2 separate regions of the Homo sapiens genome follow, and region 2 is linked to region 1. A link is a contact called in ENCODE Hi-C or POLR2A ChIA-PET data. All regions are on one chromosome and are shown on one strand. The core of a region is the stretch at or near the end of the contact, and the rest is flanking DNA. Distances in the headings are between cores, read along the strand shown. Region 1 holds the start of YARS1 (tyrosyl-tRNA synthetase 1). Region 2 overlaps PHC2 (polyhomeotic homolog 2).

Region 1 (3,644 bases), core at 460-2,959:
TAAGTGCAAAAAGTCAGACACAACAAACATATTGTATGATTCTAGTTACAGGAAATGCCCAGAATACGCAAATACCTGGAGACAGAGAGTAGATTAGTGTTTCTCTAAGGCTAGGAGTAGTGGGTAATAGGTAGCGTCTGCTAACGGGTGCAAGTTTTATTAGATAGTGTGATGGTTGTGGCCGGGAGCCGTGGCTCACGCCTGTAATCCCAGCACTCTGGGAGGCCAAGGAGGGTGGATCACGAGGTCAGGAGATCGAGACCACCCTGGCTAACACGGTGAAACCCCGTCTCTACTAAAAATACAAAAAATTAGCCGGGCGTGGGGGCGGTCACCTGTAGTCCCAGCTACTCGGGAGGCTGAGGCAGGAGAATGGCGTGAACCTGGGAGGCGGAGGTTGCAATGAGCCGAGATTGGGCCACTGCACTCCAGCCTGGGCGACAGAGCGAGACTCCGCCTCAAAAAAAAAAAAAAAAAAAAAGATAGTGTGATGGTTGCACAACCTTGTGAACATACTAAAACCCACTGAATTGTGCACTTTAAAAGGGTGAATTTTATAGTATGTGAAGTACATCTCTAAAAAGAAAAAACAGAACAGGCTGTGTGGCCCAACTGATTTATCACTACTCTTAGAAGGAAGCCCAATTTAAAATTGAACAGAATAAGGCCTGCAAGGCTCCCGTGACTTGGTCCCTGCCTACCTCTCTTAAACAAATAAATAAAATGTATACTATGTAGAAACAATAACAAAAAAAAGGCAGAGCAAGGTATGGGGCAGTTCTGGTGCCAGAGGGTTTGTTATTTAAATAAAGTGGTCGGAAATCATGCGTCGCTGATAAGGTGACAACAGTCAGAAGCCTGAAAAAGTTAAGGGGTAAGCAATATAAATATTTAAGTGCTTCCTCATAACTTTGCTCACTCCACTCCAGCTAAATTTGCCACAATTTCTGTTTCCTCCATCTGAAATGCTCTCCCTCCTTATTCTTCCATTCTTCCTCTGGTTCACTTCTACTCCTGTAGTTCTTGGTAACAAACGGAACATTTGTGGAGTGAGGGGGGGGGATCCATTTCCTTCAAGGCGCAGTTTGGAGGTCACTTCCTCAGGGAAGCCTTCCCTTCTCTCTTTCCCTTTAAAGCTCCCAGTATAGCATCTTCCAGTACTTACTTGAACCGTAATGGGTCATTTTTAACGTCTGATCCCCTTCAGACAAGCTCTGGCAGGCCCTTGACGTATCCCCAGCGACTAAGCACCACGTCTGGCACTTAATAGGGGGGTGGAATGGGAGTCCTGGATTCAAAGTTTGGCTCCAACACAAGACAACTGGACGCAAGAGGTGAGCCCACTGTGATTTCTGGGGAACCCAGGGAAGGGCTGCTTGATTGACTGACCGACCAGCAGTGAGATCTACAGGCTCTCTCAGAGCTGCGCCAGCGCCGAGTCCCCGGCCCCACATACTTAGAACCCCGTAATGGGGCTCAAAATCACTGAACCTCGGGCTCCTAATCCCCAACGGCGCATTTCCAACCCCCAGGCCTGACCTGCAGGTTCCGGGTGATAAGGTGCAGTTTCTCTTCAGGGCTGGGAGCGTCCCCCATGGCTCCGCTACCCCTGCTTCCCCCGCTCAGCCCGGCACCAGAGCCCCTTCCTGGGTCACCGTCGCCGCCGCGTGCCGGGAACTGTCACGCGAGTCCAGCCAGGTTGCATCAGCTGGGCTCGGCGCTCCGCTTACTCGGCCTGGACCCCTCCGGCAGCGGCCGGAAAAAGTGAGGAGCAGCAGAGAGTCGAGCAGGTCGATGAGACGGGAAAAGGTGGAGCCAGTGGGCACGGTGGGCGGTGCGGAGGGCGGGGCTGAGGCGCCTGAGCGGGGCACAACCCTCCTAGAGGCGGGACGGTTTCCTGCCAATCACTGCTGGTTTGCCCTCCCCCTGGTGTTGGCCCGGCTGACTCGGGGTAGGGGAGGTCGGGGAGGGGGCGATAAAATGGCGCAGGGGGCGGAGTGAGGCGCAGTCGTTCGCCCAGGCTTTGGCCCGGCTTCCGGAGGTGAAGAGCGGGAGGGACGAGGGGGTCGGCGTTACCCGGCTTGGAGGGGGATGGGGGCGCCTGTTGCTTCTCCAGGGGGTTGCGCACGCCGTCCGCCCCTTGGAGGGATTGGGAGGCCCACGCCCTGCTGCGAGAAGGGCGCGTTCTAGCTCCTGAGGTGATGGCGAGGGAATGTCCCTGCCCCTCCACCTCCAAGTCGGCGGGCGACAGATGCCCCTCACCCCGCTGAGGAAAAGGGAAGCTCCCTGGTCGTCTTGAGAGTCGGGGAGCGCCGTCTGCAGTCCCCTGCCCAGTGGGGGTGGGGGCCGCCTCTGTCCCGGCCGGCTCGGCGGGAGGCTGTTGCTGGCGGGAAGATAGCCGCGGGCTTTTCTGCCGCGTCTCGCGGGTGGGGGCAGGAAGAGGACGACCCATTCCCTGGGGAGATCTGAGGACGGTGGTCCCCGGGAGAGGAGCGCACAGCACAGGCCTGCTGAGGGGCGGGTTTGCCCCTACTGGGGGAGGGGCGGGGAGAAAACTCTCGCTTCTCCCGCTTTCCGCCGGGAGGCGGGAATTCGCGGTGTCCCCGGGGGAGGGAGACGCAAAGGCCCTTCCTGGAAGGCGACACCGTCCCGGGCCGTTGCATTTGTGAGAGAGAGCCAAGGCAGTATCCTCCAAAGGTTGGGCCTGGGCCACCCTTTCTCCGGCTCCTCAAGGGCTGGAGGCGGCGTCACCAGTTACTTCCAGGGCAAGAGGGAAAGCAGTTATTACCTCAGTGGGCCCTGGAAAGGTCCTAGAAGTGGTTGAATTGCCCACGGCCTGCCCTAACCTGATCTCCGGTGTTTTGTGTATTTATTAGGGACTCCAAGCTCTACCAGACCTGCCTGAAGTGTTTTAAAGCACATTTTCTTTTTGAAAAGAAACCTGTTGCTGCAGCTTAGCGCATCTGTTCTCTGTGTCCATGTGGGAGGAGAATCCTGGCACCCTCATCTAGTGAAATGTTACCTAAAGCAAAGATTTGCAGCCCTGGGTTGTTTTTTCCGTCCTGCAGTGTTTTTAGTTACTTCGAAGGAATTTGCAAAACTGTTACAGATAATTTCAGTTCTTTTTGATTTTTTGTAAATGTTGTGCCTATTTTTTATGGAGTGATAAAGCCTGCTGAGTGCGTTTCGTGCTGTGTGCTTCACATGTATTGCATTTGGGAAAGGTTGGAAATCAAAGGCCAGGGGGAAGTCTTGTCCACTGGAAATAATCTCTGCTCTTGGCTGTACCTGTCAGACCCTGCTTGGTAATGGTCTTGACTTTAGAGCTTGAAAGAGGATGTGGGCTTGCATCTGGTGTTGCAGTTTTAGTGGCCTCAATAAAGTAAGGCTTTGTGCTCGAAGGCAGTAGGTTTTCTGAGGTGAGATAAAAATAGAAAGGGAACCAGTTTCTGAGGTTGCAACCAGGAGGTTCGAGAACAGAGAGGGGGTGGTAAACTGAAGTGTGAAGAAGGGGGTGGACAGGTGAGAGAGATGTGGAAGGACAGAATGGGGTCACAGAAAGGATGGGGTGTAGAGGAACTAAGAAATAGAATTAGAAGATCGGAAAAATATTCTTCCCTTAAAAATGAAGGGATATGGCCAGA
Region 2 (3,642 bases), core at 1,117-3,616, 520 kb after region 1:
TGGTTCTAATGCTAACTAAACCAGGATAAACCTTTAATGAACAAGAGTTGACTATGACTCATGTCTTTAGTACTCAGTCCTCCATAATTCAGCTACATAATAAACTTCTGAGCTGAGCAGGGGCCATCTAAGAGAAAGGACCAATGAAGTTTTTTTTGTTTGTTTGAGACACAGTTATACCAGTAAGTTAGAAAGTTTCCATTAAGTGCCTATATTCACTTGAAAAAAAATTTTTAAACAGCTTTGGCTTTTCTGTAGAGATGGAAACATTTCCTTTCTTTTAGAATTAGTCTTTCCAATTGCAAAGGTGTCTGAGAACTTGAGAGCTTGTCTGGAGGTTCTAGCAGGGGAGGGCAGCTACTCGTATGCCCTTGACTGAGGGACGGCCCTCCTCTACGGGATGGTCGTCCTCTTTGACCCAGCTGCTGGTTCAGGAGGGACGCACATGGAGCAGTGAAGGAGGAAGGGGACACCTGCGTAGCCAGCCAGATCAGCGGAATCAACTCTGCCGATCAATGGGGTGACAGGTGTTGCAGCCAGATGGCCCTCACATCCATGTTTGAGAACGTAGAAAAAACCCCTTTCCCTCACAATCTATGAATAACTAGGAGGACTGAGTTGATGATTCAATCAAATTAAGTTTCTGTGCTTTTAAATTTTAAATATTTAACTCTGCCTTTACACAATTACATTTTCTCTGCTTTTATGTTTTGCATATGCTAAGAAACATCTATTTTATTTAAAATGAATTACTAACATAGATTACTATGAAAGCTAAAATTTTGTTTTTTAGATGATGGCTATTTCCTCCCAATTAGAGCCTGGTAAAAAATATTCCCTGATGAGTCTAATGAACTGCAGATTATACAATTATAGGATTGGAAAGTCTGGTTCGATCTCTTGCCAATGCTTGAAAATTTTCTATAATATGCCCACCCAATGATTTTCTGGCATTTGTTTGAATACCTCCAGCGACAAAGAAACTCACTACTCTGGAAGCAGTTTGTTCCCACCTTGGACGGCTCATTAGTGATTCCTTATATAACGAGCCCAAAATCTGTCTTTCTATTAATTTCTGCCCAGTTATCCTCGTTCTGTTCCTTAAACTCACAGAGAACAAGGCCAATCAGATTTGTCTAACAGGCAGAGACACGGGCTTAGACCTGGCTTAGAGACTGGTCTCTATCATTGAGTCAACTGCGGGCAAGTCATTGTCCCTCTCTAAGCCTCAGCTTCACTGGCTGTGAAATAAGGATCCTACGCCTACCTTAGAGTGCTGCTGTGAGGACTAATGAGCCAGTGAAAGGCAGTGCGTGCTAGCTTACGAGAAAATGCTTGAGAATGCTCCTGGTGTCATGAAGGATGTCACTCATGACCACAGTCTTCTCTCCTCCAGGACAAAGCCCTTCTGTTCTTTCAGGTATTTCTTACATAAAAAGGCTACAAATTCGTAATCATCCTAGGCCCTCTCTGCCCACATCTTTTAACATCAGGTACCTAGTTAATACTAAGCATCATCTGTCAGGTGTAGTCATGTAAGAGATCTGGTTGGTAAGATTTTTGGTTTTCTGTGTTTGCTTTAAAGACAGTCACATCTCTGACTGAGAGCATAGGTAGAAAGTATTAATTCCCTTGTTTCAGTTTAATGAATTCTTCCATGGAATTAATCCATTCTCCTCTTAATTCTGGGATCACTCCCACCTCCTGCCTCTTTCGCTGATAGTCATCAGAAAACAGCCCCCCTCTGACCTTGTCTTTTGTGGGATCCCTCTATCCTTGCTTGACTTCCCTGCCTCCATCCCCCACTCCTGTCTCAGATCTATGCCTATTAATGTTCACTGCAAGACAGAAGATCACTCTTGAGGTCAGAGTCTGTCTTCATGCCAGATACATTCGTGAGCAGATATGGTCACCAGCTCAAAGGCTACAGAGCCAATGCTTAACTCTGGGAAGCAAAACTTTTTGGAATTTGAGGTTGTTTTTTAAAAAAGATCTTGTTAAGAGAGAGAACACACTAAAAAACTCTTGCACCACATTAGAAACTACCACTCCCCATTGTAACCCAGGGCAGATCAAAGGAGAGACAGAATCCAAGGGACAGATGGGAGAGTGTTTTATGAATATACAAAGGTTCACAGCTACTTCGCTTTGCAGTCATCTTGTAGACCAATAGCTCCTCATCTGCTTTAGTAACAAAGGAGTTTGGGCTATTCCTGGAATGACCGAACACAATCTCGCCCCCTGCCAAGCTCAGCACACTGAGATTAATTTAATCTGCTTCCCGCTCTCCCAGACTGCTTTGCGGCCTTTGGGGAAAAGCAGCTTAACAGTGAAACTTGCAGAAACCTGCCCTGCTGGCCCTGAGGCCAGATAAAAGAGACAAAGAAATACTCTGAATTTGGTTCCTTACTCAATTCCCTTGACCAGTTCAGAGGCTATAAGTGCTGCCGGGCATTCCCACAGGTCTCAAATGCCTGTATACAGTCAGGCACCTGAAACCGAAAGGTGGAGGCAGGATAAGGCCGATGGGAGAGGCTGGGGGAGGGGAGTAAAGCTAGGCTTCGGTGGGGGAAGGGGGAGGTAAAATCTTGGCCTTTAGTTGACGCTGACCACAAAGGGCCAAGTATTCCGGTCAGAATGAACAGAGCAGCATGTTCCACGGAGTCTTGCCTAACATATGTCTCAACTTCTAGGCTGTTTCTCATTTCTGGTCTCATTCACAGGCTCTGGTACAAACAGCCCTTACAGGGGTGGGAGAAAACAGGAAGGACTACTCAGCTCCTGTTTGTGAAATTATCTGCTTTGGGACTGGTCACGTCTCCTAAGCAGAGCAGACTTCTCTAGGCAGGGGGCTACCACTCACTCAGTCACCTCGAGATCTTCAGGGGCTAACCCCATGTCCAAAATATGACAGGTGCTTAATGACCACTAAACTGGAATGTGTGGCATCCATGATCTCAGTCTTCACTGTCTACATATAGAATACAGGGCTGCCTAGTGCCAAGATAAGCAATTTGGCACTAGCTGAGATTTACAAGTTGCTTTCTGAAGCTATGATGTTTTGAGAGCAGCTAGGCTGGTGGTACCTGCCTACCGGAGCGGCATTTCTAGATACCTGATTATGAAGAATAAGAGCTATTTTTTGGCCCATGTCTTCCTGTTACAGTGGGGATTTCCTCAACAGAAAAGAGGTACAGGTGGACCTCTGAATTCCCTGTCCCCTTTGAAACATTTTTGCCAGACCCAGGCACTTGGCAAGGCAGGATGACCTCTAGAGGCAGAGGCAGGGAGGCTCCTAGGACCAGTGGGTTGATGTCCAGAGCTGACGGGCTCTCCAGCCTGCTGAGGACAGACGTCAGGCTGGTGCCAGTTATGCACAATTGGGCCACTTCAGAGCCAGTGCTGATGTTTTGTTTTGTTATACTGGAATACAGCTTAGTACAGGTTAAGTATCCCTTATCCAAAATGCCTGGGACCAGAAGTGTTTTTAATTTTGGATTTTTTCAGGTTTTAGAATATTTGCATTATACTTACTGGTTGAGCATCCCAAATCCAAAAATCTGAAACGCTCCAATGAGCATTTCCTTTGAGTATCACGTAGGTGCTCAAAAAGTTTGGGATTTTGGAGCATTTTGGATCTGG

The links. Hi-C counts contacts between places; a loop is a spot of excess contacts on that map. ChIA-PET counts read pairs that join two places held with the same protein, here RNA polymerase II (POLR2A). Pooled maps may share reads with other maps.
Region 2: a map with no recorded cell type shows a loop between it and region 1 (2.6-fold over the local background). The contact joins the enhancer-like site here to the promoter of YARS1 in region 1. A Hi-C loop is called at or near these places in 1 of 168 maps with a recorded cell type or tissue (naive thymus-derived CD4-positive, alpha-beta T cell), 8 of 37 single-sample maps with no recorded cell type and 7 of 50 pooled maps. POLR2A ChIA-PET finds 5 or more read pairs at or near these places in 2 of 52 experiments (GM12878 and MCF 10A).

What each region holds. Positions count from the first base shown.
Region 1 is chr1:32,815,649-32,819,292 of GRCh38, forward strand. It overlaps YARS1 (tyrosyl-tRNA synthetase 1), which reads right to left and starts at 1,710. Exons shown (of 13, transcript NM_003680.4): 1 at 1,540-1,710. The coding sequence starts at 1,596. S100PBP (S100P binding protein) reads left to right here and starts at 2,005. Exons shown (of 7, transcript NM_022753.4): 1 at 2,005-2,041. RefSeq lists enhancers at 822-1,323, 1,324-1,823, 1,572-1,881, 2,249-2,418, 2,852-2,961 and 2 more.
Region 2 is chr1:33,336,310-33,339,951 of GRCh38, forward strand. The region is part of intron 9 of PHC2 (polyhomeotic homolog 2); the gene reads right to left. It also overlaps the pseudogene RN7SKP16. Among named protein-coding and RNA genes, the nearest start is that of MIR3605, 5.6 kb to the left of the region's middle. Within about 2 kb of position 2,367, at least 24 of the 41 ENCODE cell types and tissues checked have a DNase peak (open chromatin) inside an H3K27ac peak, as active enhancers do.